Regions from separate parts of the Mus musculus genome. Here regions 1, 2, 3, 4 and 5 are each linked to region 6. The links are chromatin loops, found by intact Hi-C in ENCODE. Cell type or tissue: gastrocnemius. All regions are shown on one strand. Region 1 has its middle 18 kb from the start of Gm32515. Region 2 overlaps 1110002J07Rik (RIKEN cDNA 1110002J07 gene). Region 3 overlaps Gm40681 (a long non-coding RNA gene). Region 4 overlaps Rtkn2 (rhotekin 2). Region 5 has its middle 54 kb from the start of Zfp365. Region 6 holds the start of Egr2 (early growth response 2).

Region 1 (5,000 bases), 110 kb after region 6:
TATCTTGTTACTTTGTTTGTTTACACAGGAACCTTTCCAAAGCTTTTTCCCTCCCCACCCCCACAGGCCACTAACCAACCATCACAGATAAGTCAGAACATGAGACTCTGCATCAGCCTCTCCCACCAGCTAAGGAAAAAGAGTTATCATTTCTGAGTTTAACAAAGCGTTTGACTGTGAAGAGGAGTGGTAGCTACAAGTAACCAGGGTTCTTTACACAGAGAGAAAAGAGATAGCTGGGGTCAGGACATCATCAGAGAACCCCAGAACTATTTGCTTTGTTTCTGCATTTCTGTGGCTGCCACCTTAACTTGGGACATGGCAGAAGCCCTTCCCTAACCCTGTGGGTCACATTCCAAACAATAGAGGCACCCAGTCGAATAGCTAGAGCCTTAAGACAATGCTACTGCCCACATTAAAAAAAACAACAAAACAAAACAAACAACAAACCAACAAACAAAAAATAGAGAAAGGGCAAAAAGGTGGGTTATCCTTCTCTCCCTACTGGCATGCAGGAAGCCCAGGGTACCACATACTGGTGTGCCAGTGTTCACAGGACAGCAAGTGCTGGTGGCTCCCAGGCTGACTCAAGAGTGGAATCTGTGCCCCTGTTGGTTAACTGAGGACGACATGGCTTGTCCTCACTTTTTTCCTATCATAGTGCTTCATTTGACAAGTCTGTACCTTTGAGAGGTCCCATGGGAGCTCATTTTCAACTGATTCATCCAGACCCACACTGGTGAGAAGCCCACGGTGGTCAGTGCATAGCCTTTTCCTTTTCTTTTCTTTTTTTCTTTTAAGAATCAGACTTTCTCTACGTAGCCTTGGCTGTCCTGGAACTTGCTCTGTAGACTGGGTTGGCTTCGAACTCAGAGATCTGTCGGCCTCTGCTTGCCAGATGCTGGGATTAGAGGCATGTACCATACAGCTTGGCTAGCTTTTCCTACTGGGCCCATCTAGCCTGCTGCACAAAAATATTTGGATTTGGAGTTGCTGTGTATAAGGACACCTAAATTAATTCACTATGTGTGGACACCCAAGTCCTGAAGACTGCATTCTGACTACCGTTTACCCACTGAGGACTTAGTGAATTATATAGTTCCCCCAAGTTCTAATAAGCAAGCCTAACTAGGAAATGTAGATAACGCCTGTCTCTCAGAGTCATGTTCCCTCTGTTAATTAACTGAGAATACATACAGAGCAGAAATGCACGGAACAAGGTAAGACACATAGTTTCAGTGGGTGGCAACTCCGACCGTTGTCATCTAGGACATATACCAGTATTCTAGAATGTTCCTTATCCCTTCAGCTAACACAGCACAGTCACCCATTCAAGGTCTGTGATCAGACAAAATCTATCTCTTCTCATCATAACTGCTTTTCTGAGCCTCAAATTTGTCTCCGGGAAAAAAATGTCTTTTAAAATATAAAGTGACTCTGGTGGAAGAATTAAGTAAAAATTATTATCTGTGACTTAATTAAATATAAGTGCTATAAATAGTGTGTCACTTTCCAGTGACAGGACTGTGTACGTGCCAAGCTTAAGCATAGCTGGATTCCCAAGAACTGGATCTGGGCTTTTTCTCTCCCCTCCCCCCATCTTGGCCCCACAGGGGTGCTCACCCGAACTGTGGAGGCTGTGGAAGTTTGTTTAAACTTCTGATTTGCAAACTGGAGGTCAGGTCCCTCCTTGGCACTCTTCAAAGCCTAGCCTTTAATTAGGATGCAGATGTCTCTGTTGGCAGTCTAGCATCCTTTCAGACAAGGGGAAGGCCCTTGGCTATCTCTGGAGGGACTTGGGCAGAAAGGAGCCCTCCGTAGGGTTCTCCATCTTTGTGAGGGGAACATGCTGATGATGATGTATGAGACAGCCATGCCTTTTGGAGACTGAAGGGGACATGACAGGGTGATAATATGGGAGAATAACCCTGTCTCCCTAATGGAGACTGATGGCCTTCCCCTGTCTTCTGGGCATTGTTGGGACTGGATTTGAACTGTCTTCTCCAGGGAAATGTCACAGGATGGCAGGTTCAGTATGCCAGCCACTCCACCCTCCGTGGTAGTCTTGCCCCATGGTGGGGTGATGGGAGAAACACATGGAGGGATCATGTGGGGAATCCCAGGGGAGCCCTCGAAGCCCCCCACCTTGGCATTGACATGCAGGTGTCAGTATGTCAGCAATGACAATCCTCACTTGATTGCCTTTTGTCTCCCAACCCCACCCCCTTCACTCTCTTCATCCCCCAAATAACTAGGTTAAACCAAAAGTCTGAAACTTACTGTTTAAAAAAAAAATCCTCACTCCTCAGGAGGAGCCCCTGCCCCCCATCAGGTCCCTTCTGGGCCCCAGGAAAGAAGACCAGAGGAGCGATGTCATCTTTGAGAGAAGTTTTAGTCATTTCACTTCGCCGTGGTTACCACATGTTTGGGGAAGACAATTGATTTCACAGATCTGTGTGGGAGGCTGAGGATTTGGCTCGGAAGCAGCAAAGCTACCCGGAGTACAGGCTCCCTAATTGACACGCAGCAAGCTCACTCTTCGGGGGGGGGGGGGGGATTTCTTTCAGAGCTAATTTCTTTTTCAACTTAATTTTATTTTAATTTTTAAATTCAATTGTTTTTTTCTTTTGAAAGGATTGACACAGTTGTCCTTTTCTCCCAATTACACGTTACACCTCCCCCTTCCAAGCCCCACCCCAAGATCTCCATATAGGTAAGACAGACCAAATGCTAAGTCACAATGACAGCTTCAAATCAATTTCTGTGGCTAACAGAGAGTCCAGGGCTCAGAGTCCAGTGGCAAGGAACCCTCTAGGCGGAAGGAATCTGAATTTGTTTTTGTTTCTGCTTTGGTTCGCCCCTACCTCTAAACGGGGTGTTTCTCTTCCGAGCCAGGTCTAAGCAAAGTGGGGAGAAGCAGGGGATTCTGGGTAGATGAGTGTTAATGACTTTGCAAGTCTGCCTACCTCAGTGTTGGTTACTGTTCTGCTTCCTTCTAGATGCTTCCAGATGTCAGCTTGGATGGCTGCATTCTCCTGTAAGGAATTGGTTCCGATTCTAAATAAATAATAGGCCAAGCCGGGGGTTGGGGTGGGGGGTGGGAGGGGGGTAAGAAAGAAAGAAAAGAAAGAGAAAGGAAAACCTCAATTGCTAGATCTGTGGGTGGTGGTGGGTGCTTGCCGCTGTTTTAGAAGTTTAAATGCAGAGTCCTCCGCATTTTGCTCTATTTTAAATGGCGAGGTAGCTTTTCACGCCCTCTGAAAAGTTAATAGCCCACCTTAAATGAGACGGTAGCCTGAAGTGGAGCAGTGTTTTTTGGTTGCTAATTATACTGCCTGCTTGGGGGAGGAATACTTGTGCTTTAGAGAACTTAGGAACATAAGGTTACCCCCGCACCGCCCCCCCCAACAGTTCCCAGGATGACCAGGGAAGGATCAACATTTGATTGGCATGAGCGTCAACCTGGTGGGAAATAGATGAGAGAGGGAGGGGTTTATGTACATGCCCCAACATTCAAGGCAAACAATACTGCGGAGAGCATCTTGCTTCAGCCCTTTGTCTTTTCCTTTGTTGGGTCCTTCACTCGGATCAGGGCAATCAAGTTCAGCTTGGAGTAGGTGAGCGAGCGAGGAGGCTCTTCCCACTTTCATGGTTTTCCAGAGTAGCGTGCATGCAGAATTGGTCAAAACCACAGGCAGACCCTGGAGTCAGTGTAGACCCTGGGTGATTGAACGGAGTTAGGGAAAGGGAAGGAAGCGCTGGAGAAGGCTTGTGTGGGTGGGAGGCCGTTCCAAATTCAGAAGATGACAGGAAAACTGCTGTGGGTCTCATGCTGAGGCTCCTGGGGCGAGGCGTCTAATCTCAGCCCTGCTGTCTCTGACCTTGCGTGGGACCTTGGCTGGGATCAAAACTCTCAGCATCACCAAACTGCCCCGCCTCCCAAATGGAAACTCTTATTGTATCGGTTGCCAAGGCGGAGTAGTATTTCAAACGCTAAAGCATTACAGTCAGGCAAAAAAAAAAAAAAAAAAAAAAAAAAAAAAAAAAAAATCTCAATGAGGCCCAGGGGAAGGAAGGAAAATGGGGTCTTGGAGGGGAAAGGAAATGACAAGTTTCATGAAATTAGAGGAGGTTTTTTTTTTTTTTTTGGTTGCTTTGGGCACTGTTTCGAGAGGAAGTGCTGGTTATTAAGAGAAACAATTGCTAATCTAATCTCTATCGGAGATGTATCAAGTCCAAGCACACATTTAAAAAAAAATTCTTCTGAATTTTGGATTCTCAGCTAGATGCTCTCATGTGAGCCCAGCTCAGGGAAGAAAACATTTGAGGAAGAACTGCTTTTATTTCTGGTCCACATGGTGTGGTTGAAGGCTAGGTTCCTGCCTAGCATAAAGTTCAGCAGTAAAGAGCCAATTTTTAGACACCTTCTTAGCATTGATTGTCCTTGAACTAAGACCTCCTTTAAGGGTTCCCCTGTGCTTCCGTTCTGGGCGTGCTCTGACAGCCTGCAGGTTCACTACCTTCTGAACTCACAGTGGCTGGCAATGCCTGGTTACTTCTGTGTTCTATACTAGTCTGCCATCTTGAAGATTGAAAGTGCCTGGAACATGCAGAGGTCCTTGTTGACCATAGATGGCAAATGGGGAATAAGGAGCCTCCTAGCGACAATTTACTATAGCATGTGTGATGATTTGTATAGGCTCGGCCTAGGGATCTGCATATTAGAAGGTGTGGCCTTGTCGGAGTGGGTGTGGCACTGTGGGTGTGGGCTTTAAGACCCTCACCCTAGCTGCCTGGAAGACAGTATTCTACTAGCAGCCTGCAGATGAAGATGTAGAACTCTCAGCTCCTCCTGCACCATGCCTGACTGGATGCTGCCATGCTCCCACCTTGATGATAATGGACTGAGTCTCTGAACCTGTAAGCCAGCCCCAATGGAATGTTGTCCTTATGAGAGTTGCCTTGGTCATGGTGTCTGTTCACAGCAGTAAAACCCTAAC
Region 2 (5,000 bases), 630 kb before region 6:
GAACAAGACTTAGAGAGTAGAGGTGTTAAGTCGAACCCTGATAACCTGAATTTGATTCTGGATCCCATAAGGCAGCAGGAGAGACCCAACCTCCACATGCTATGACACAGACACAATCACACATACCCATGCAATAAATAGGATAAATAGATGATGGATGAGTGGATGGGTGGATGGATGGGTGGAAGGATGGATGTGGATGGATGGATGGAAGGATGGATGTGGATGGATGGATGGATAAATAGGTAAACAGACAGATAAATGATAGACAGATGGGTGGATAGATAGATAAATAGGTAGATAGACAGATAGGTGATAGATGATGATAGATAGATAGATCATAGATAGGTGATACATAGATAGATATGATAGATGTGATAGATCATAAGTAGATAGGTGATTGATAGATAGATAGATAGATGATAGATAGATAGATAGATAGATAGATAGATAGATAGACAGACAAAGCAGAACAGGGCTTCCTATCTATCCAGACTGATCCAATCCTCCCCGCCCCCCCCCCCCCGCACCTCTCCTGATTAATCTGTTCTGGAAGCAGCTGACACTGCAGGTGATATTACAGGTAAATGTGAGCAACCAGAGAGATCACCCTCAAGACTGAGTAAGGACAGTCGCCATGGCAAGGCTGAACAAAGCCTTGAAGAGAAAGGCATGTCCCTTCAGTTCCTCTGTCTTGAAGCTGTCAAACAGTGCAAACTGCTACTGTTTGATAAAGCTTGACAGCGGTGTAGTAACCAGCCTTAAAACCGAGCCGTCTGTGACAAGCCTGGGGTTGTTCCTTATCACAGTGGCCCAGATCTCTGTTGCTCTGGAGGGTCCAAGGAAGGGGCTGACATGCTGAGAGACAGAGAATCTAGACAGCAGCAAACAAGACCCCCAAACCTGCCTTCTATGTGAGCCTAGCAACACATCCTCCTACCCTGTAGAGTTCTGAGACAATGCAGCCCCATGTTACACTTGAATGAAGAACTCTGAGACAGAACACCCAGCCATGCCAGGTTCCTGGGCCCCATGTAACTGGTCTGATAGATGGTTCTTTAAAAGGGAGACACTTGCGGGAGTGTGCTGGCCCACACATTTTATTCCGGCACTCATGAGGGAGAGACAGGTTGATCTGCATGAGTTTCAAGGCCAGTCTAGGCCATGTATAGAGTTCTAGACCAGCCAGAGATACAGAGTGAGACCTGGCCCGGAAGCAGGGGCTGGTATCAGACAATTATTAAGACAGGAGACTCCTAGGAATCCCATGTTGGAGGGAGAGAAAACCTAAAATCTGCTATGACATCCAGAAGAGGAATTTGCTGCTGCAAGAAGAGATTTCACACACTTCTGACAACGCGTCAGGCCAACTCCAGAGAGCCCTATACCTCAAGGCTTTCTCTACTTAAACCTAAAGTTCACATCAGGACAAAGACAGGCTTGGAGGTCAAGTGGGCCTTCTCTTGGCTTGTTCCTCTTCCCCACGTGGCCACAGTGACTAAATCTCAGCTTTTCAATGTTGCTTGACTCTCTTAATGGGTCTGTTTTGGACAGGTGACCCAGCCTGGCTTTGAATCTAGAAACTCTGGAGTCATAGACTGTGTGAGACAATAAACGTTTTCTGTTCATGCTGCTACATGCTGAGACAGTGTGACCCCAGAGCAACACCTAAGACATATTTGATATATTATTCTTCTTTTTCCTCTGACTCTAAAGAATCTCATAATAATTTAATCATATGTCACGGGGTGTCTTCCCACATTGATCATCTGGAACTCAGACAACAGACCTTTCATCCATTTGCACATTGAGAGACTTGTCTCTTAGATGAGGAGTCTTGCAAGTTCCCCGAGAGGACTCTCAAGATAAATGGTGCCTTCAAAATGAGAAATCTAAAGAAATAATCTGTTCTAAATCAAATTAGTAACATAATGTACAGCCAAAGCGGCTGGTAAGGGAGTCAAGAGGTGCCACCCGAGAGAACCGGTTAATGTTGATAGAGACAAAGAAGGTGGCTGCCAAGAATTGGGGAGGAGGGGGGGGGGGCGCAAAACTCAGCATTTCTGCAGGCGCTTCTGCAATGCTCCACATTGCCACTAGATGGCAATAAAGTTGTATTGTGCGATCATTCACTTAGCCTGCTGAAGTACTTTCAAGAAGCGTCACTGAATAAAAGCCAAAGAAAGTCTTAGTTGCTTAGTTGACATTAAATTTTAAATTACTATTTCTGTTCGAGAATTAAAATTACATTTCACAGATTGATTTGGGGACCAAAGGTCATTTTGGGGGAAAAAAAAAAGGTGAGTTCTAATGTATTCGTTATTTATCTTAAATATTGATAGCCTAGGGCCAGTGTGAGATGGTCCAGTGAGCATCTGCTGCACAGCTTAGCAACCTGAGTTTGATCTCTGGAACCTACGTAAATGTGTAAGTAGAGAACCGACTTAGCAAAGCTGTCCTCTGACCACTTTCGTGCCTTGGCACATACACCATAAACATAAAACTCACTCTCTCTCTCTCTGTCTCTGTCTCTGTCTCTGTCTCTCTCACACACACACATGCATACACACAAAATAAACCATAAATATGTTTCTCTCTCTCTCATACACATTCACACATATAGTAATAATGATAATAATTTAATAATTAGAAATATATTGATCACATTTTATAAGCATTCATCCCGCCGATTCATAATCTTTAATTTGAGGCACATTCATTTCAATTTTTAAAGATTGATCAAAGGACAAAAGGTCACCTACAACTACAGGTCATGTCTCCTTTCTTTCCTCCCGACTAGTCCCGACTATAAGAGGTCATCTAGCTTAATAATTAAGCATACAGGCCTTGGAACTAGGTTGGGTAGGTTTAAATCCTATTTCTAGCTTGAACTGTATCTCATTAGCACCATCAGAAATAAATGAGTTTTTTAAATGAATTCGTATACACGGAGTAGTGGTAGTAACGTTTCGACAGAAGTTTCCGATATTGAGTATTTTTTCTTTAAGGTCCTTGTCTCTGAGGTACCCTGCACTATGTTAACACGTAGTAAGGACAGAAGCGTGGACCACAGCCAAGAGAACCAAGGTCCACAGATAAAGAGGCAAACGGGGTCAACAGGAATTGGTCCTTACTGTTGACAGAGAGGACACCCTCGCAGAGAATAAACTAGAACACAGCCTTCAGGATCTGAAGTCAGTGAACCTTCACCCCTATCATGGCAAAATCACTCTTATTTATCGACTGAGGAAACTCCCCCGAGACAAGCACGCAGCCATATTAGCACAGCTGAAACCTTGAACCATTCGCACACACTGCCATCCATTCACTGTGTTCTGGTTATTGTCACTGAACCTCCTAAGGAACCTGACCTTTGCTACAGCCAAGTCAGAGACAGACACAGAGAAGGAGCGGCTATGTTTGAAGCTTAGACTTATGCAGTAAGATAATAGTTTTCAGGGGCTAGAGAGACTGCTCTGCCAGAGGTCCTGAGTTCAACTCCCTGCAACCACCCGGTGGTTCACATCCATCTGTCACGGCATCCAATGTCCTCTTCTGGTGTGTCTGAAGACAGCTATAATGTGAATGTGTTCATATAAATAATATAAAACCAAAATCTTTAAAAGAAAAAAAAAGCTAATGTCTTACCTATATATGAAAAAAAAAGATAATACGTTTCTCAAGAAAGTTCCCAGCCTACTCTGCCCCCAAACAACTCAAAATCATTTTGCTGTTGGAGAAAGCCAAGGGGGGGGGGGTTGAAAGAAAAAGCAGAGAAAGATAGTGTTCATTCATGGTTACCTTGCAGTCAGTGACCAGTGTGCTCCTGAGAAGGGACTCTGAGAATGTCCCCTTGTCTCCCACCGCTGGGTTCGGAGACAGGAATACTAAAGCGCCCAAGTAGACAAAGGGCTTCTGGAACAGGATATTCAGCCCCACTGCAGGTGGAAACTGCAAACTGGAGGACTCCTCAGTCCAGCAGCTACCAGAGCTGGAGACTGTCCGCCTAGCGTGGGGGCAGATGGCTCTGTAAGAGAGCTGCAGAAGTCCCCAAATGGTGGCGGCACGATGCAGCCAGAAATACGAGATGAGCCCAAGTCTCTCCCAGTGCAGCTAGTGAGGAAACTGGAAGAATTGTCCCAGCACGTGGAAAGTCACACCAGAGATGCAGAGAAAAGCTGGGCCCTGGGAAACAAGGGAGGGTGTGGCTGGGAATACCCAGAAAGTGGGTGGATCCCACAGGAAGTGGTTTCAGCTGTTTCCAGAATAAAACAGAGATAAGGTGCTCACTTCTACCACCCAAAAGTTCAAGGCATTAGGGGTCTGGCTATGGTCCAGTTTGCTTTCCTGTTGCTGACATAAACACCTTGACCGCAAGACACTTGGGGAAGGAAAGAGTTTATTTCAGCTTATACTCCCAGCTCACACTTCTTTGTTGAGGGAAGTCTGGGCAAGACCTTAAACAGGAACTGAAGCAGAGACTGTGGAGACCCGCCTTGCTCCCAGGCTCCTGGTCAGCTGTCTTTCCTGTACAGCTCAGGCCCATTCCCCTAGGAATGGCACCACCCACAGTGGCCTGGGCCCTCTTACATCAGTTAGCAATCACGGAAACGCCTCTACAGATAAGCGCACAGGCTGATCAGATGGAGCCAGTTCTTCAACTGAGGATCTCTCTTCCCAGGTGCCGCACAGGGACAATCAAGATGGATGAATCATCACGAAAAGCTGATGCTGCCCTGCTCCAGCACCCCAAGTCATCCAGGACCCACGCTTGTTGGCGCTTTACCACCCTGGCCCAGAATACCACTCTTTAGGAAACTACTAAGGTGGCTCGCACCCCCCCCCACCCCCCCACCCCCGTTCCAGCCTGAGAGGAAGAAAGAAATAGAATACAAAGGCAAGGGCTGGTACGAGTTTATTTAATACCTCAACCCAGACCCTCCATATTGGCCCTATTCGGCACGTGCTGGGCAGCATTTTTGTATACTTGAGTACGTGGC
Region 3 (5,000 bases), 230 kb after region 6:
TGTTGGTTTTCTGCGCCAGACACAATTCCCCATACATAAGCATAAGACGGCCACCCACTCCTTCAGGGGAATGACGACAGAATTACTTCTAAGTCCACGTGGTCATGGCCATGTGGTCCATTCACTCCAGCAGTGGTTCTCAACCTTCCTGATGCTAAAACCCTTTAATACAGCACACCTCATGCTGTAGTGACCTCCCAGCCATAAAATTATTTTTTTGCGACAACTTTATAACTGTAATTTTGCTGCTGTTATGAATTGTAATGTAAATATGTGTGTTCTCCAATGGTCATAGGTAATCCCTATAAAAGGGTCATTCCACCCCCACCCCCCAAGGGGTCTCGACACACAGATTGAGAACCAATGCTCTAGAGACACTATGCAAACTACACCTGCGAATCAGGACTGTGGTTTCTGGTCACAATAATTGACTCTTGGAAGCCACATGGCCTATGTTCCAATGAAGGTCGATTCTGACAGTTTTGTGGGAATTATTTTAAAGAGCAGCTGTCTTTCAACTTAACTGTAAGCCAGAAGGTCCCAACTTAGTTCTAGAAGTTTGGAATGACAAAGTGGATCAGTGAGAAAAGCTTTCCCAGAGGAGAACAGAGATGGAGAGCAGTCTGATCTAAGGCCATTTGAGCCCCACGTCAGACTCTCCTAAAGACTGCCTCTCCTTTTCTGTCCAGTGAATGTTCAAGTCGAAGATAGTTCGACTTGCGGTTCTGTTCTCAAGAGTACAGTAGCTCGATTGATAAATATTTGTCTAGCATGCATGAAGTCCTGTGTTCAATTCCCAGCGTGCCCTACACTGCACATGGTGGTGCGAGACTGTCAAGTCTCAAAAGCCATAAGACAGGAGAATCCGGAGCTTGAGGTTATCCTTGGATATAGATAAACTAAGAGGCTAGCTTTGACTTGCTGAGGCCCTGTCTAAAAGAAAAGGGGTCCGGTTTTACCATTTCACCCCTCTGGCTTCCAGTCTTTCACGAGCACCATCGTTAGAGCTCTGGGTTGTATCTGTTTCTTCACCCGCTCCTTGCCTTAGCGTGTTAACTTTATTGATTGCCTCTGCCATAAAGCTGTTCTTCATTAAGGAGTATGGACAGGAAGAAGATGTTCTGGGTGGCTATGCCTAGAGTCCCTTGATTGGACCACTGGCGATAAAACTATCCTTGAGGTCTGAGACACTGAGGAGTGTAGAGGATCCCACAGAAGGCAAGAGACACATGATTTCAGCAGAAGGGCTGACCACAGTGTTAGCCCACCCGGAAAGCCCGTAGATCTGGTATCTAGCCTAAGAGATGTCACGGATTACAGAGCGGAAAGATGGAAACGAGTGGAGAATGTTTGGGAAGAAACACAGGATAACAGAAGCTCATGGCCATCTGTCAAGGCAGGAATATCGAATTAGCAAAGCTATAATCCGGTATTACTACAACAACAAAATATTAAATGAGCTCCATTAAACTCACTGCGCTGTGTTTAACAAAGGGAAGCGAGTGTGGTGTATTTTAGTGCTGTTTTTTAAATTTTTTCTCATAGTCTAAAAAGTAGTAGTAATAATAACAATAAACAATAAAATGATGATGATGATGATAATAGTAGTAATAATAAAGCTTTGGTAGAGAAAGAAAGAGGATTTGATTTCTGACAGTTTTGCTTACATGCAACACAGTCTCTGACAAGCAGAACACTGTTGTTCTTGCCTTTGGATGTTATTCTGCTAATGTACATATTTTTTAACAGGTCCCTTTACCCTATAAAATCATGCAAAATATCCTAAGGAAAGGATGCTAGAGGCATAGTGGGGTACCCACTACTGGTCTTCCAAGACTGTGTCGTACCCCCTCACATCAATGCCTCTGTCCACACATGGGTCTTGTGAAGCAGTCTTTCTAAGCTTCAAACCCAAAGAAAGCCGAACTGACGGCCGCCGGCAGAACGCCTCCCTTCCTAGGGAAAAGAACCATTAATTTTGTTTATAAACAAGGACACCAAGCTCATGCCCAAAGTCTTCGTCAAAAAATGAAGAGGCAGGATACCCGGGAACCTCTCACCTGAGCACCTAACCCCCACTGTCTGTTGTCAAGTGCCACAACCAAGAAAGAGCTGTAGATTGAGGCCCGCAGCATGCCGACTAGCGCCATCTAGTGGAAGAAAGGGAGTAATGAGCTGCCAGGTCTCTGGCGGGATTGGAAATCCACTCAAAAGCTTTAGAGAGAGAGGAGGCCGAATAAAACACTCACAGTAGCAGACATGTTGGCTAGGCTAAACGCTGAAAATATCCAGGTGTATGGAATGATCCAGAAAGGTGGGGAAAGCGAACTGGAAAGCTTTAACCCTGTCAGTCATTACCTGAGTCCAAATTTTATAAAGTTTATATATATATATATGTGTGTGTGTGTGTGTGTGTGTGTGTGTGTGTGTGTGTGTAATACACACATATACATATGTATGTATATATAATATCTTATATTACATATGATAATATATGATATATCTTATAAATTATATATTGTATACATTATTATATATGTAATCTATAATAAAAGACCAAAGGAGTCTATGTCTTCGGTTAGTAACAGTCTGGGGCTAAAGAAGTGGAGAGGGTGGAGGAGCACGGGGAGCACCCTGGGGTTGGCTCTGACCATTTTCTTCCACTCAAGGGTCCTTTGTCCCCAGCAGAAGGAAGGCAGTAAGGATTTATTAGTGGACAGGTGATCAGCATTGAGAAAATACCATTATGGGAGCTTCCTTCCCAAAAGTTGTGCTGCGACCAAAACAATCCCTGTAACTTTTGTCTTTAGTGCTCATGATTCCAGTGGGCAGCTTAGGAGGGAGGAAGAATCTATAACTGGAGATGTGACAGGCCATCGTTCGTCTCAGAATCTGTCAGGATGGCCCGGCTGATGCTGGGTGACGTGTAACTGGGTCTCATGAGTACAGATGAGCAAAGCCAGGACTGGTGGTTTGCTAAGGCCAGGGGAGGGGGATTTACTGGAAGTTTGGGGGAAATATTTTATACAAGCAAAGAAATAGTCAAGTAGCTGAAGGGGAATGGCTCTAGACTTCCAGAGCAACGGGAACCAGGGGCTTAGATGGTACCTGGACTCTTGTCTCTGATATCTCCATGGATTTCTTTTCCTACCATAGTGAGCTAGTTCCCCTTCAACGTGGGTAACAAGGTCCCTGACCTTAGCTAAATCTCTCCTCTCACAGGTCCTTCTACATAAAAGCCTGGCCGTCCCTAGCTCTGAATTTGAACATTCCGTAGAGATGCTGCCTAGCCTAGCTGAGGTCAGAGGCCTGAGGGATTCTGTTCTGATTGTGTAGCTATCCTGGCGGCATGCAGAAACACTAGCAATGGAGTTGTCACTCCGTCTTACAGTAAGGCTTCACGTCAACTAGTTCACTCGGTAGCTCCTTCTCAAACACCTTCTGTAGCCCCCTTACTAGAATTCAACAGGAATGGACCACTTGTGAGGGAAAAGACCAAACCGCCTGTGAGGGACATGGGTCAGCTGCTGACAGGTGTGTCCGAGCTCACAGGCTGTGAAGAATAAGATGGTTTTAAACATAAGGACGCTGGTCAAGAACCAACTGAGATCTCCACATTGCTCCTCTGTTAGGTCACAATGTCAAGGAGATGTTTCTACCTTGGCCTTTTCTACTAGAAAAGCCTTCCAGGAGGTGGGTGTGAGCCTTTGCACCTGTGGGTAGTGAGACGGGGTGCTTCTGAAAAGAAATTGCAAGGTGGGATGCAAGAACACCAACATGGTGGATGGGTGGCTGTGCATCTTAAGGTTACAAGATTATGGTCTACACGCAGCGCAGGTCAACACTGCGCCTTTGTTGTCCTTGCCTGGAAACTTGGAACCCTTTTCTCTTCACACTCCAAATCTGGACAATTTACAAGCAAAGTTAAGAGCGACTTGGGTCAAACAGTCCTTGACCATAATGACAACTGGAAACAATGGTTCCAATCTTCTGATGTCAGATTAGTATGTCCTTGTCCTAGTTTTTTTGTTTGTAGAGATAATTGGCCCCGAAAATCAGTCTCATACAAGATAGGATCCTAAATTGAGCCTATGATTGATCAGGCTATAAAAGACTCTGGGGTAATATCCATTTTCTTCTCTTTGTCCTATTGAGACGAGGATTTCTCAGGCAGTAATTGCAGGGAGTTCAGATGAAGGGGTGATGGTAAGAAGAAGGGGAGATCAATTAAGGAGCAATTTGTGAGACCTGAAGGGTAAGTAACTCATTTCACAACCGTCATCAATAGTTACCATCTCCAAAAGGCAGCAGGTGATGGGATTTAAACACTAGCTCAAGCAAGTATTAAAGAGATATTAGTGAGAAGATAAAAAAAAGATACCGTCTTTGGTGAGAAAGATCTTATCATAAAGTAAATACGTGGATTATTTTTTTAAGAAAAAAAAACAACAACAACAAGAAAAATCAAAAAAAAAAAAAAAAAAAAACAAGGAACCAGGGGAGAACATTGGGAGAGAGGCTCTTCAAGGAAAGCGGGGTAGGTTGTATCACTGTTGCATTGCCCATGATGTCCACAGCTTACTGAAATGAAGTTCTACCTTGAAAGAAAGTAGACTTAGCATAGACAAGATGATGTGGATCAAAGAAAAAGTCAAATCAGAAAAGAGACATTCATTATTGTTGGTACCATGTTCTTGTAGACCATGCCTTTATTCATAAAATAACTTCTTTTTTAAAACCTTTTTAAAAATTTTTTTATTTATTTAATATATAGCTCTGCTGCTACATCCGCCTGCCTGAAGAGGGCATCAGTTCCTCCTATAGATGGTTGTGAGCCACCATGTGGTTGCTGGGAATTGAGCTCAGGACCTCTGCAAGAATAGCCAGTGTTCTTAACCACTGAGCCATCTCACCAGCCCATAAAATAATTTCTTTTTGAGTCTGAAGAACACAATTTAAAGTTTCTTGGCTATGCTAAAAACCATAGGAGAATCCACAAA
Region 4 (5,000 bases), 450 kb after region 6:
TCTGCACTTCAGTTTCCTAGAATGGTTAGTGTTAATTTTTTTTTTCTTCAGTTCATGGGATATTGTTTAAGAGATGGAGATTGGGGCTGGTGAGATAGCTCCTGAGGTAAACACGCTTGCTTCACATGGTGGGGACCTGAGCTGGAGAGAGGGGACACCACGCCTCAAAGTTGCTGTCTGACTACTACATAAATACCATGGTATGGCAACTATCTGTGTGCATACATACATGCACTCACACACACAGCCTGTACTTGTGTACACACACCTTACACATACACACAGGCACACACGATAATAACAACAACAATAATCATTTAATTAAATATTCTAGAAGCAAACATACTGTATATAAACAGCCTTTCATTTTCTTCGCCTACCCCTGGTCTTTTTACCAACATGTCATAGTTACAGTTGCTAGGTGAGTAGTAGTTTTGGTCAGAATTACTTACAGTATGGCTTCTGTCTTGTTTCACCAAGCCCCCATCCCTGCTTGCAACTGTAAAAGTCACCTCTCAGGATGGGCAGTGAGGCCCATTCTCTGCCTTTTTGTGCAGTTCTGGATCTTAAAACTGTCCAAATGTCTCTCTTCCATATCCTAGATTGCCAGCTTTGTAAGTTTTACCTTTTTGTGGCATTCGAGATAAAATCCAGCCCCCTTCCCCCCCCCCCGCCTTTTAGAGAAGCCTTGCACTGCTGAACTATACCCAGCTCTAAAGCCTCTTCTGTATGCAGATGCAGGCGTGTGCAGAGTTATTCTCATCTGGGCACGTACGTAGGGAGGGCAGAGGGCAGCTTCGTTTATTCCTTTATTGTTTTCCACTTTGTTTGTTTGTTTGTTTTTTGGAGACAAGGTCTTGCTGTGTAGCCCCTGGCTGGCCTGGAACTCAGGAACTAGAGGAGGCTGGTATGGAGTCACAGAGATCTGCCTGCCTCTGCCACCCCTGTGCTGAGATTAAAGGTGAGAGAGAGAGAGAGTGAGAGAGACAGACAGACAGACAGACAGTATTTCTTTTTGAACCTGCAGCTTTCCATATTTGCTAGACTGACTGCCAGTACCCCCCAGGGTCTGTCTGCCTTCACCTCCCCAGCCCTGAGGTTACAGCCCAGACGCCACGGTGCCTGCTTTTCTGTGGACACTCAGGTCCTTGTGCTTGCACAGTGAGCATCTCCCCAACTCCCCATTTCTACTCTTACTTATCTTAAACATTTATTTTTATTTATGTATTTATATGGGTGTGTACATGAGTGTGGGGTACCAGGAGAAGGCGTTGGGTCCCCTGGAGCAGGACTCATAGTTGTTTGTGAGCTGCATGCTGTGGGTGCTGGAAACTGAACTCATATTCAATGGAAGAACAGCAAGTATTCCCACTGAGCTGTCTGTCCAGCCCCTATCTCCTACTTTTAAAGGGTCCAGCTATTCTGTTTTTAGCTTTGTTCCGTCCATTCTGTCTTTTTTTTTTTTTTTTTTTTTTTTTTTTGGTTTTTCGAGACAGGGTTTCTCTGTATAGCCCTGGTTGTCCTGGAACTCACTTTGTAGACCAGACTAGCCTCGAACTCAGAAATCCGCTTGCCTCTGCCTCCCAAGTGCTGGGATTAAAGGCATGCACCATCACTGCCCGGCTCCGTCTTAGCTCTTAACTTTTACTATTAACCATACCAGGACAGTGACACAGGTTTCTGTTTGACCTGATGGAACCCCGAGAAAGGAGATTGCTAACCCACTCACTCTGGGGACTCGTTCTTCAATGGTGCAGCAGGATGCATGCGGGGCAGCTTTTCTTATTGGCCACAGTCATCCTTAACTCTGCCTGGCTGTGCTCTGTGGTCTGGGCTGTAACAGTAATGATTTTAGCTCTTCAGTCCTCTTGGAGGCCAGTCAACATGACTGCATGCCCAGCGGGCGCCCCCTCCTTTCCAGATCCTTATTCACACTGGATGGCCCGAGACAGCAACTTCTCCCCAGCAGTACCATGCACACCTACTAAGTAAAGACTAATTCTCTTGCTCTTTAAACAGTTCCTTGCCTAAGGCTGCTTAGTTTTGCTGGTCAGAGGTTTTCTTCTCCCGGGCAGGGTGGATGTGTGCCGACAGGTTGTGTGGTCAGCATAAGCTTTCGGCAGCAGTGGACACTGTTAACTGAATGTATTCAAAGACAATGCAGATGTAGCGCTTAGTAGGCAGTTCACCCTGCAGCCTCAGCCCTCTCTCACTTGCTCGACTAGCTTTGACAAAGGAGTCAGGATCCTAGTCTATAGCGCATCTAAGCTGAAGTGGGTAAGAGGCCACTATCTTTTAAGTTTCTCAACTCTGCCACTGTGGCTGGAAAGCAGCCAGAGCCAGTATGAGCTAGTTGTGATTCAATCCGGCTTTTTTTACGAGCTGGTGTGATTCAGGACAACTTTATTTACAAAATCACACATGGACCAGACCACAGTTCACTAACTCTCGCAGTAAAGGGTGGAATTCTAGAAATAGCTTCTGCATATGCCTTATTTCCTTAAGGGACGTTAACTTAGTCTCATGCGTAAGCTTTTGTTTGTTTTGATTTAAGACTTTGAGGTTCTTATCCCTTCCATTTCCCAATCCTCTGTAATCACCGAAGTCTTTTTCAGCTGGGGAAGAAAATGCACTTCCCAGATAGATGGAGGCCCTGAAGCCCAGGCTAATGTGTAGTGTGGCCGTGGCCCCCTGCTGGTTACTTCAGGTTATTGCAACCTTAAATCTTTGGATTTCACTGTCCACAGTAGCAGTCCACCTGCTATTTTGAACGCTAGAGTGGTGGTTCTCAACCTTCCTAACGCTGCGACGCTTTAATACAGTGCCTCACATTGAGATGACAACCCCCCCCCAGTGTAAAATAATTTTGTTGCTACTTCAGAACTGTCATTTGGCTACCGTTATGAATTGGTATAAAAAAAATGAACAAAATACCTGATATGTGACCCCCAAAGGGGTCTCCACCCCACATTAGAAGACCGTTTAAAAAAATGCTCTTCCCGTCTCCAAAGACCTAATTGGATGGGTCAGGAACTTTAATAAGGTTCTTTCCGTGTGCCTCAGTTGGTTCTCGGATGTAGCCAGCTTTTCAGAACCTCTGCGCCAGCTCAATCAGCTGTCTCGTTGCTTCGTTTAAAAGGCAAAGCTGAACTCCGAGGCACCAGATGGCATTTATTTATATTGGCTCTGTGGGGTAAAGCGGCTCATCCCAGCTTCCAGTCGCTCCCGGTGTGCACTTACCAGCGCTAACCAGCCTGCCGCCGTCTACCGTCTATCACTGTAGACATGTGGGTCACGTAGATGGTTCTTAGAACTGATTGCTGATGATGTGAAAGGAGAAACGACATTGGGGCTTGCAAGTCATCCATAGATGACGTCGGAGTTGGTGGAAGGCAGTCATGGTCAAAGAAAGGAGTGCAGCAAGGGACAGCGTTGGTAGAGTACCCCAGCTTGAGTCAGCACATACTACATGACAAGGTTAGCCTGTGACGATTCCATGTTGTGGTAACAGAAGGTAATTAAACAGATCTGTTCTCTCATGTGAATAGCTCAGCCGATTAGGCTTGGAGAGTCAAGTCAAACCATCTAACATTTTGCTTTCGGGGGTAACCGCCATAGACTCTCAACTCTCCTAACCCTCTTCTCTTCCTTTTGAAATGATTGTCCTTTTAATCCTTGACACTTATTAGATCCTATCCACATTTTTAAATTGAATTTCGGTACAAAGAAAAAGTAATAGGTTTTTTTTTGTTTTTTGTATTTTGTTTTTAAACCTCTGAAGCCAGGATTGTCGCTTAGAAATAGACACGCGTGGGTTCTGTGCCCGTTCATAAAGAGGCCTCTGTGGCTTCTAATGTTTACAAAGTTTCTGGGAGTGAACAGAGGACTTTGCATCTGGTGTGTAGACTTTTAATGGTACGAATGAGACTTGTATATTGAGTGAGGCCATCATGCAGTCACTAAATAGAAAAAGACCAAGACCCAGAACTAAGCTACAAAGAAATTTCTTGGTGACTCCAAAATAAACATGGCCAGAGATGAGTCTCTGTCCCGGCAGCTGAGGCCTCTGGCGATTTCCAGGCATATCAGAGCCACCTGTGGCTCTCATGATCTGTGCATGTGTGTAGTGTGCTGCTTACAGTTGTTAAGGTGGTGGTGGCAGCCGGGGTGGGGGTGGGGGTTATATGCACATGTGTAGAAAAAGAGGGTCCTGGGTCCCCTGGAACTGATATTACATGCAATTTTGAACTGCTGGATGTACGCGCTGGGGCCCGAACCCTGGTCCACTAGATGAGCATCAAGTATTCTGTTCTTAATTGCTGAGTCGTCATTCTTATTCACCCGCTGCTTATTCTGTATTTCTTAAGGCTGTCTAACAAATGACCCACAAATCCCCTCCCCACCCCCAGTTCCAGAGATTGACAGTACCCCACCCCCACCTCTGCAGGCCCTCAGGAACACCCCTTCCATGACCCCTTTAGGCTCTGGCTACTGGGATCAACCTGTTGTGTTCCATCTCTGTCTTCACATGGCCTCCTCGTGTATCTGTCGTCATAGGGCTCTGTCTCTGTCTCTCTGTCTCTGTCTCTAACTCTGTATCTCTCTGTGTGTTTGTGTGTCTTGTGTGTGTGTTCATATGACCAGTCCTGTTTGTGAGTCTTCTTGTAGCCCCTTTGGGTCTACATCTATATGTGGCCTCTCTGTATGTGTCCGTTATCTTTATGTGGCCTCTGTGTTTCTGTGTCTTTTCGTGGCCTCTCTGTGGGTCTGTGTATTTTTGTAGCCTTCTCTCTCTCTGTGGGTCTGTGTCTCTTCCTGGCCTTATTAAAATTTGAGACCCATTCTACTCCATTGTGACCCCATTGTAATTAATAACACGGGAAATTCTGTATCCAAATAAGGGCCCACTCAAGGGTCAAATATGGATTTTGAGAGCTCTGTTAAGCTAACGGAGGTTATGGTAGCAAGATGTTCTTCTCATCTTTGTTTCTTTTCCTTTT
Region 5 (5,000 bases), 320 kb after region 6:
CCAACTTCTCTACTGGTTTGGCTACTTAAAGTATATGTGTGTGTGTGTGTATGTGTGTGTGTGTGTGTGTGTGTGTGTGTGTGTGTGTGTGTATGTGTGTGTGTGATTTAGATAACAACAAACACACAAAGTCAGAGAACTTGGACAATGTGGGAGCAAAGAAATCACAATGGATATGGAATGAAACGAAGCAGTATTAGTAGCAGTACCTTCTTATTGGAGTTGTCGTCATGATGGTATAAGACAGAGTAAGCAGAGCAATGAGCACAGCTCAATGATTACAACAAGAACAATTTTCCCTATGGGTGGTGTCTTTGTTACTTTTCCCATTGCTGGGACAGAACATCCCGAGTAAAGCAACTTAAGGAAGGGAGGGTTTATTTTGGCGCATAGTTCCAAGATGTAGTTCATCCGGATGGAAAAGGTATGTGGCAGAAGCCGGAGGCATCCACAGTCATAAGGAAGAGAGTGATGAATGCTGGCTTTCTCCTTTGTATGTAATCCAGGACGCAGACCTATGGAATGATGCCACCCACGGTGGGCGGATCCTTCCACCCCAGTTAACCTGATATAGAAAATCCCTCACAGATGTGTCTAAGGTTTTGTCTGCCAGGTGCTTCGAGATGTCATCCCATTGACAATAGAGATTAGCTATCCCAGGTGTCAAGGAGATGGAGGAATTCTCTCTGGGGCAGAGCTTTGAGCCGGTGTGCACAAGTTGTGAGGGGTATGACGTGTTGGGTGCCGAGGGAGCAACTGGCTTGCTTGTTGGGAAAACAGAGATAAGTCTGATTTGCTGTGTTTGCTATGATGAGGTCAGACTATTCAATGGTGTTGTGCAAATTCTTGAGCTTCTTGCAGCCAAACAGATCACTTCCTAGGTATAGCATGCTGGTAAGATGTTCGTCCAACTCTAGTTACTGTAGCCAGCGTTTTCCTCCTTCCTACACAGAGAATCCATCTGTGTCCCAGTACAGAGTCAGTCTGCCTTTGCCACAGAGGGTCGGACACAGCCTAGCTGATCTCTGCAAAAAAGGCGAGCACATTTCTTCATGGAATTGGGGCTGCTGCCAGTATGAGACGACTCAGCCTTGCCTTTGTGTCAAAGGAGCCAGGTTCCTGCCAAGAAGAGACTCTGGGAGCAATCTGTGCCCAGAGAAGACAAGGGACATGCAAGTGTAGAAAGCCAGCTAAATCTTTATTAACTTGTAAAACAATCCATGATGCCAAGGTCTTGGGAAGGGGCATACACAGAGAGCATCAGAGAAAAGTAGCCAGAGATACTCCAAGGGTTGGAACCCGAACTGATTTGCCTTTGTGTCTAAGTACCCAAACCTTTTAGGATAAACATTAGTCTTGGTTTCTGTTTAGTTACTTGATACCAGTCAGTTTTTAAAAGGTTTGTCTTCTTTATTATCCAAGAAAATATTTTCCCTACTTAAGATTATTTTTTCTTTTTATTAAAGTGAAACAGCTTGTTTCCTCAAAGAAATGTGTTTGCGTAAAAAGGCATGATGTCAGAGACTGAATCACGGATATTATTTTCCACCTAACATATATGAAATGTAGGCTTTGCAAGGTACAAGGCAGAAGTTCAGAAGTATATAGAACTGTGGATTCCTGGGCACTTGAAAAGGTTCAGACTCATCGTCTTGGAGCAGGGACTGGGAACCTGGTTTTAGCAGAGGTCTTATCCTTGTGCAAGCTTCAGTCCACGCTTAGAATCCCTAGTATCCATGAGTAAAGCAACGTTTCTATCCCAAGGGATCCACAATTCTCTGCATCCTAACTGTGGAGAAGCTGGGTGTACTTCCCGACTTCCGACTTCCGACTTCCTGCTTCCTGCTTCCTGCTTCCTCTCTCCTCCCTCGTATTTATGAGTCGTGTATACAGTCTGTGCGAGACGCTTAACTGACAGGTAGACACACGAAAAGGAAGATGTCTGCCCTCTGAGAACATGTCCGTGGAGATCATCACCATCACTGAAGGTAGCTGAAGGTCACCTCTGGTGGATGTGCATTCTGTGCGACGGAGCCAGGTCTCTTCAGGTCCCCATCTGGATTCCACTGTCCTCTAGATCAGTCAATGAGTTTAGTTACAAGAATTCCTTTTGGTGGGGGACACAAAAGGGAGACAGAGACAGAGAGACAGAGAGCACTTTTCTAACAACACAGGACAGAGTTCTGAAGGGTCAAAATTCAAAATGAGACACCGTTTTCGATCCACTGTAATATCTATATTGAGTTGGATAAAACATACTCAGGTTTCAGGACAGTAGATGAACTTATCAATGGCAAAAATAATAAAAGCATTAAGTAAATGGCATGAGCTGTAAGAAGCGGGAACATGGCTGTTCAAGCTCATTCAAAGTGCATCAATGGAAGTAGCCAGGAGAGATGAAATTGCTTGAGCCGATTCATTGTCGGCCCACGCCCTCTAGTGGTGAAAAGGAGACTTACCACGGCTCTGCATTGAGGGCATTTCCAAAGTAAGCAAAGTCAAGTGCTATATAAGCTTTCTATGGCTCCTAATCCCACAAGCTGTGCACAGAACACGCTGCTACATGTACATACTAACAAACACACATGATGAATGCTAGCCTACAAATACCCACAAATGCACACGTCGTAATCTAACCACATACTAACATCGAACAAGCCCATACTAACACATACACATGAACACACATAGGAACATACTAACAAGAAGGAACACACATACTAAAATTCAAAGAACACACCCATACTAACACATGCTAACATACAACACCTGTTCACACACTAACATACACACAAATACACTCATTAATTAAAAACATGCTAATATACATAATAACACTAACATGCCCACACATATAACACTAACATGCATACTAATCACTTATTAATACATATGCATATTAACATGCACAACACACCCATACATGCACAGACACACAGTAGCACAAAGGCAAAAATATACTAACAGACACAATAACAAATACTTGGATACCAATATACTACTGTGTACTAACCACACACCAAGAAACATACATACTAGTACACACATACACTAACATATATGCTAACATATGTACCATACTAACACCAATCTACACCAATCCATACATCAAACATAAATACATGCATATTAGCACATATACATTGGCACATAAGTATGCAAATTTAGAAGAAAATGATTTACGAGTTATCCTTGGGTAATATGGCAACCTGTTAACTTTCTATAATATACAGTTAGAGCAAAATAACTCCCTCTTGATATGTGTCTGTCACCACAACTGTTCCCAGAATCCTTTACTTAAAAGCAAAAGGAAGGTGGGGTGGCACATATCTTCAACCTCAGCACTCAGGAGGAAGAGGCAGGTGGATCTCTGTGAGTTTGAAGCCAGCCTGGTCTACAGATCGAGTCTAGGACAGCCAGGGCTACATAAAGAACTCTGCCCCATACTTGAAAAGCCAAAACCCCAAACCCACCCCGCCCCCAAAAGGAAGAAGGTAGCATGGGTCTCCTTTAGAAGAACCAAATTTTCTGTTTACATTTTCACATTTACTTTATGCCAGGAAGAGGATTTACAGAGGGCAAGAAAAGCAGGGTGTCGTAGCTCAACTCTTTAAGATAAAGTCAACAAGCTGCTTCCTAAAGCAATTGAGCTTGGTGCCTTATGCTTTGAGGCTGAGGCAGGGGGATAGATAGAACTTTGAGGCCAGTGTGGGCCATGTAAGTGAGTCCCAGTTCAGCTTAGAGTACAGTGTGAGACCCTGTCTCCAAACAATTAAAGAAAGAAAGAAATGTAGGGGCAGGGGATGGGGCTTGTGGAGGAGAGTGTCCACCTGGCATGGGCTTTATCCTCAGCACCTCCTAATATTTGGTACAGAGGTGCACATCTGCAGTCCCAGCACTTGACAGGGAGCAGCAAAAGGGCAGGATCTGTGCTCATACACACAGCTGCACAGGCCCACTCAAGGGCAGCCTCAATTACATAGTAAACCCAGGGCCTCGGCTAGGCGAAACATTGTCTCTAATAAATAGATTAAACAAATGTATTTTAAAGTAGTTATATTCAGCGGAACTGCTCTTCATAATTTATCAGTTGTAAAATGACCTCAGCCATATTTCCTTATCTCTATCTATCTTGCTCCACCCCCAAACCCGATGTATACTCAAGTTTTCCCCTATGGGTACAGATTGTAGAAAGATGTAAATAGGAACAACTTTTGACATCACCGAGAGCAGAGATGGTGTTTTCTCACCTGTGCAGGTACCTGCAGCATTCGGCTCTCCTGCTCTGAGAGCTAACAGCAATGGAGCAATGGAGCAATGGAGTAAGAGGCTTCCAGGAAGAGGTTTCCCTGTGTGCCGGACCCCTTTGCAATGCCATGTGCTCACCCATGTCATCTTTTAAGGGCTAATTATACACCTTGTGTAGAACTGTGGGTGTGACTCTCCTGACCATGTTACAGATAAGCCTGCCGACAGAAATGAGATTCTTGACACAAAGTTACCAACTCTGAAACGAGATCTCACCAACTCCTAGTTGGCTCTCTCTTTAGCATTTGCTTTGCCAGCTAATTGGGTCTGGGTCACGATAGTCAGGGTATTAGTCATGGCAACGGTGTGGATCATTGAAGGCCTGGAAAGAGATTCAAGGAATGCTAATCTCCTACCAAACACTAATTTCTTTGTGAAAATCCTTTTTGCCTTGAAGTACTGAAGTGACACCGTGAATGACTAAGGTCTTATAGGTCATCAAAATTGTCCTTACTAATTAACATTTTTATGTATTATTACCAATAATCTGGACACGCCATTTAACTTTCTTGTGGAATTAAATTTCAACAATCGCCATTTGTGTCTGTTGTTTTTCCTCCTAAATATGAAGAATGGGACTCTGGGTTCCATAAGTAAACTGCCTAATGCTCAGTTATGGGGACCTGAGCTTGGGTGCCCAGAGCCCATATGTCCTAGCTAACTTTAACTGTTACTTGTCCCAGCAGGGAAGG
Region 6 (5,000 bases):
TGGCCCCAATGCCAGGCATGGAAGATGATCTGGAAATCTCTACCCACACTGGACTTTCTCTTCACAAATGTACCTTGCTTTCTCCTGCCCCAAGGCCCGTCCTATACCTACATTCTCCCCGAAACCTTCTTTCCAGAGATCATACCCCCCCACCCCCAATCCTTGCATGTCCTTCAGATCTGTGACAGGTGAGGTCCTCAGCTGGATATTTTGTTTTGTTGGGAGCAAACACAGCCACCGTGATGGTGCCTTTGAGTGATGTGCTGGACAAACTCGGTGGGATTCGGAGCTGGACCTGGGTCTAGGTACCATCATATCCCTCAGAGTGTAGCACATGCTGGAATCACGGTTGATCATCAAGAAATAGTTTTAAGACTCTGCCCATCCACTGCTTGAACCAGTACTGATACATCTCTGAAATATGGTCCTAAGGGTCTTGTCCATATTATCTATGCCACTGGGATGTCATTAACTTTGGCTCCACAGCTCTGTCAGGCATAGCATGAGCTCAGCTAAAACCCATAGGTCCTCAAGTTTGTCCTGAGATACTAGGTGTGGGGAGCTATTTGTCAGTTAGCATTTGTCTGGTTTTTAAAGGCCACGTGCTTTGTGCCATCAGAATTGCAGATCTGGTCCTTGCTTGCGTCTATGGTTAAGGGGGATGCTAACCTTGGCTGCATCTCCCATTCTCCACCAGCAGTCGCAGGTGGGAGGAAAATGACATCACATGTGAAGATATCCAAACACGTTTCTTGGCACATCAAAATGCATGTGGTAAATCATTTGACGTGTCTCTTGAGTAACCATCATCCTGTTAACACACTTTGTAGAACAGCTACGAGACCGACCGAAAGAAAGTCCAAAACCACCCTGACAAGGCATTCCTTAGGACCTTCTAGCCATCTCCCAACTGCCCACAGTGCTACTTTACCCTCATCCCAGGCAGCCTGCATCAAAGGAATCTCCTGGGTTTTTTTTGACCTCCTCTGGAAAAAGCAAATGAGTCTGGCAGCAAATTGTTCCTGACTTGATATCTTTTGGAGTGTCTTATTCACATGTAGTGACAACTCTCTCTCTCTCTCTCTCTCTCTCTCTCTCTCTCTCTCTCTCTCTCTCTCGTCATTTGTTTGTTGCATTTTTATCTAAACACTAACAGTTCAAATGCTCCAAAGTAGGGAATCCTGGTCTCACCTTGGTATTCCACTCCCACATCTCAGGGTTCTTCCTCTCCGTAGAACAGAATCACACCCCCTGCCTTCCTCTTACCCCTCCTTGCCTCCAGGAAGGATACCATGGGGTTGGGTTCTCTTAAGACAGCAGCATTAATATGCTTGGTCATTCCTTCCCTGGAACAGGTCTGCAGAGTCGCTACATTGGAATTCTCCCTCTCCCTGAAGGGGTCTGTCTGTAACAGCCCCCTCTCTCTTGCCTTGTAGCCACCCTCTACTACCACCTCAGCTTCACTTTCCTCTGAAATGCCAAAGCAAGATGAAATTGATGAAGTCGGCGTGTTCTTCCCTAATGGGGTGAGCCAGGCTTTCTGAGCACCCCGCATAGTGACCAGGGCAAGGGACTTGGATCCTGAAGACCGGGCAGCAGATTTGAACTGGACCACCAATCACCAGCTGCGAGACTTTAGGCAAGTTCTTTTAGCTTTCCTGAACTTATCTGTCTAAGCTCGCTGGGGCTGGCTTGAAATATGTGCTCTTGATTTTGTTCCATTATCTACGCTGACTACATTTAAAGGTTTGTACTTTTTTTTTAAAGGGGGGAGGAAGAAAGTGGGGTATGGGGGGGTAAGTAAGGCTATCAAAGACTGGTTCTCCTCCGATGTTCTGGAAAGGCTGAGAGAGGGACTGGCCCCGGGCATCCTTCAGAGCCTGGCCTGCCTCGGGGCAGCTAGCCTCTATTAGCACCTGCCTCCCCTCCCCCATGTTTAGCCATAGCTGGGTCCAGCGAAGCTCTTAAGGGTAGGTGAGAGAGTTCTTGGAAGGCTCAGCTTCCACAGGGTTCCCCCCCACCCCTCTCCCCCTTTCTAGACTCCTTGATGGTATGGAACCACTTCTCTTACCCCCACTGTCCTCCTCTGCGAAGGTTGGTAGCGGCAATCCGCCAGCTTCCCGCGCTCCAGTCAGTTCTACCATCATCGGGCGTCTTGCCCTGGGCTGGCTTCCCTGCTCCCCATTCTCTCCGCCGCCCGGGAGCTCCCCCTCGGGGCGGCGCGAGGCGGCAGCCTGCGGGGTTGGCGACAGCGCGGGGGAGAGGGGCGGCTGCTGCAATCCTCCCGCCCACGTGCACCGACGGCAGCGAAGCGCCAGCAGTCGCCAGGGCCCGCGCCTCCCGCGCGGGTGGGTGCTTCACCTCTGGGGCTGGTGGGGGACCCGTAACCTGAGTCCCACCGCCGGGACCTCTATTTGCATAACCCGACCCCCCATTTCTTCCCTACCCAGGCTGGAGATGAGAGTCGGGCTCCCCACCGAGGCGTCGTCTTGCCTGTGGTCAGCGCGGGGGCCGCGGGACTGGCCGGAGCGCAGGCGGAGCGGGCTGGCGCACGTGGTAAGAGCACCACTATTTCTTCCTTTTCTCCCCCCTCTCCCTTCGAAACAGGGCTTTGCAGGGTTTTTAAGAGGGTGGGATACCCACAGAGGTTTCGCTGAGCGTTCTCTCCTGTCCCCTTTGAATTTGATCCCCAATTGGAAAGGAGATCGCGCGCAGAGCACGATCGAGAAACTTTCCCAGATAATGCTTTTGGGCGTTTGAAGTAATGGCGAGGACCATTCCCGGGAGAACAACTTTCACGGTTGGCACGAGGAGAACAGCGCTGCTCAGAGAGCGGCGACAAGCCGGCTCCTGGTGGCACTGGGGCTCCCCTGACCACCGTACTCCAATAGGGCAGGAGCCGGCGCGCTGCGGCCGCGGGCATCGCAGGTGATGGGCGGGAGAGCGCCTGCAGCGCCGCGCTCCCTCCACGGCGTGGCGCCGTGGCTCCTGCCCGCTGGGGATCCTCGCTGCTCCGGGTAGCGTGGGTCAAGAAAGAGAACAGCCTAGCCCGGTCTGAATCCCTTTTCTGCGGGACTTTGAAGCTGAGAAGGGCAGGGCAGTTTCCCAGCTTGCGTCTGCTATCCCAGGCTACGTAGATCCCGGAGCCTCGGGCTTGGGTACCCTGCAGTAGCCAGAGCGCATCGGAAGAGGGCTGGGCGCGTGGGGAAGGTGGGAACCGAGTGTCCGGAGGGCCAGCAGTTTTAGCTCTCTTAAAAGTTTTTGGTCATTTAGCAGGAAGCTTTCTCCTGGAAGGGCTTGTTTATTTATTGACTTATTTATTTGCCGGGGAAAACACGTGTGGGGGCCATGGCTACCAGAAACTGTGCCATTTGTTGTCACTCAGCGCAGAGGAAGCTCTAAGCAAGGGCGTGGGGGGGGGGCTATTCCTGGGGTAGACCTTAGGCGCGGGTGGTAGGATGCACCCCTCCCCGTGGGGGGGGTGCGGGGGGTTGGTGAGTTGTGAAGATGAAGGCAGTGTCTTCCTAGGATATCCTGACTGTCGCCAGGCAGGCAGGCGCACACACGCGCGCTGTCAAGAGGGAGGAGGTGTGTAGTGTGTAGCGTAAGGTGTGTTGAGTGGGTTTGTAAGAGGGCAGCGGAGGAGGGAGAGTGTGTAGCGGAAGTGGAGCGAGCGTGGTGTGTGTGTGTGTGTGTGTGTGTGTGTGTGTGTGTGTGTATGCGCATCGGGCAGGGTGAGTGTCCAAGCCTCCATCTGGTCGCCCCCACGCAGCGGACCGCCCAGACACGCCGGGAAGGGCGCCCGCTCTGAGCAGCAGCTGGAGGGGAGGGGGCGGGGAGAGCGCGGGCAGAGGGAGGGGGCGCCTCCGGCCGAGGATCTTTCTCCCCGAAGCTCCCGCAGCCCTTCTGCTCCATTCTCTACCCTAACCCCTACCCTCAAGTTACCTAAAAATACTTAAACAAACAAACAGCCCAGACCTGTTCCGTTTTCACTCCTGTATAAATAGCACAGACTTTCCAAAAAAGCAAGACCGCATTTACTCTTATCACCAGACACTACTTTCCACCGTGTAATTCAGAAAAAGGCAGTCAGCTTCCGTGAGTGCGGGTAATTTTTTTCTCTCTCTCTTTTTTTCTCTGTCTCTCTCTCTCTTTTTTTCTTTTGCTTGCGGTTTTGAGCTGCCAAGAAAGTGAAGGAGGGGTTTGACTGTAGTGTCTCGGCAGCGCTCGGTTTTCTTTCCGAAGTTTAATTTTCCGGAATGGCTCCCAAACAAGGGCCGGGGAGGCGGAGCCGCCACTACCGGATCTTCTCCTTTTTTGGAAAGTCTCGGAGAACCGGAATTCCTCCCCGCCCCAAGAGACAGAGCTACCAGCGCGGCCGCCGTGGGTGAACTCACGGCGGCCGCGCTAGGGTCGGTGCTCGCGCCTTCTTCCCGCTGAACTCTGCAGTCCGGAGTCCCCGCTGCAGGCAGGGGCCGAGAGCCCCAGACCCGGGTGGTTGTCCACCGGCTGCAAATCGTTCCTGGCGAGCTCAGCGGAGCCCGCGCAGCCAAGCCCGTATGCAAATTGGCCATGTGACGGCAAAAGCTGCCAGGCCCAGCCCTGTTCCTCAGTCCATATATGGGCAGCGACGTCACGGGTATTGAAGACCTGCCCATAAATACTCCGAGCCTAACACTTTCCGTCTGAGAGAGCAGCGATTGATTAATAGCTGGGCGAGGGGACACACTGACTGTTATAATAACACTACACCAGCAACTCCTGGCTCCCCAACAGCCGGATCACAGGCAGGAGAGAGTCAGTGACGGATAGACTTTTTTTTTTCTTTAAGAAGCCAACAACTTGGTTGCTAGTTTTATTTCTGTTAATTTTTTTCTTTTTTTTGGTGTGTGTGGATGTGTTGTGGTGGTCTTTTCTAAGTGTGGAGGGCAAAAGGAGATACCATCCTAGGCTCAGTTCAACCCCTCTCCAAAAAAAACGGCTTCTCTGGCGCTCCAGGT

The links. A loop is a pair of places that touch in the nucleus more often than their neighbours do. Peaks named below come from ENCODE experiments on the same cell type or tissue, not always from the same donor. Only the 100,000 strongest peaks of a DNase experiment are listed, where the experiment ranks them.
Region 1: it touches region 6 in a loop (2.0-fold over the local background); 14 of 42 quality-filtered maps call a loop at or near these places.
Region 2: a loop joins it to region 6, with 3 times the contacts of the local background. A loop is called at or near these places in 4 of 42 quality-filtered maps.
Region 3: a loop joins it to region 6, with 2.4 times the contacts of the local background. A loop is called at or near these places in 8 of 42 quality-filtered maps.
Region 4: a loop joins it to region 6, with 2.7 times the contacts of the local background. A loop is called at or near these places in 10 of 42 quality-filtered maps.
Region 5: a loop joins it to region 6, with 8 times the contacts of the local background. A loop is called at or near these places in 20 of 42 quality-filtered maps.

What each region holds. Positions count from the first base shown.
Region 1 is chr10:67,644,446-67,649,445 of GRCm38, forward strand. No RefSeq gene overlaps it. Among named protein-coding and RNA genes, the nearest start is that of Gm32515, 18 kb to the right of the region's middle. In gastrocnemius, no CTCF peak of the experiment used is centred here; no DNase peak of the experiment used is centred here; H3K4me3 peaks cover 1,688 bases; H3K27ac peaks cover 2,367 bases.
Region 2 is chr10:66,907,292-66,912,291 of GRCm38, forward strand. 1110002J07Rik (RIKEN cDNA 1110002J07 gene) reads right to left here. Exons shown (of 5, transcript NR_138561.1): 5 at 4,899-5,000. Among named protein-coding and RNA genes, the nearest start is that of 1110002J07Rik, 11 kb to the right of the region's middle. In gastrocnemius, a CTCF peak has its summit at 2,108 (motif pointing right); DNase peaks (open chromatin) are centred at 2,084, 3,123, 4,044, 4,573 and 1 more place; H3K4me3 peaks cover 272 bases; H3K27ac peaks cover 1,158 bases.
Region 3 is chr10:67,764,208-67,769,207 of GRCm38, forward strand. All of the region lies in intron 1 of Gm40681 (a long non-coding RNA gene), which reads right to left. Among named protein-coding and RNA genes, the nearest start is that of Gm40681, 12 kb to the right of the region's middle. In gastrocnemius, a CTCF peak has its summit at 2,153 (motif pointing left); a DNase peak (open chromatin) is centred at 2,143.
Region 4 is chr10:67,982,082-67,987,081 of GRCm38, forward strand. The region is part of intron 1 of Rtkn2 (rhotekin 2); the gene reads left to right. Among named protein-coding and RNA genes, the nearest start is that of Rtkn2, 5.0 kb to the left of the region's middle. In gastrocnemius, a CTCF peak has its summit at 2,696 (motif pointing left); DNase peaks (open chromatin) are centred at 2,329, 2,699 and 3,182.
Region 5 is chr10:67,856,635-67,861,634 of GRCm38, forward strand. No RefSeq gene overlaps it. Among named protein-coding and RNA genes, the nearest start is that of Zfp365, 54 kb to the right of the region's middle. In gastrocnemius, a CTCF peak has its summit at 2,450 (motif pointing left); DNase peaks (open chromatin) are centred at 1,084 and 2,447.
Region 6 is chr10:67,533,183-67,538,182 of GRCm38, forward strand. Egr2 (early growth response 2) reads left to right here and starts at 2,317. Exons shown (of 4, transcript NM_001373983.1): 1 at 2,317-2,348; 2 at 2,451-2,556. The coding sequence starts at 2,458. Gm32255 (a long non-coding RNA gene) reads right to left here and starts at 2,998. Exons shown (of 4, transcript XR_380523.3): 1 at 2,072-2,998. In gastrocnemius, CTCF peaks have their summits at 2,214 and 2,966; DNase peaks (open chromatin) are centred at 1,941, 2,283, 2,972, 3,513 and 3 more places; H3K4me3 peaks cover 2,919 bases; H3K27ac peaks cover 1,999 bases.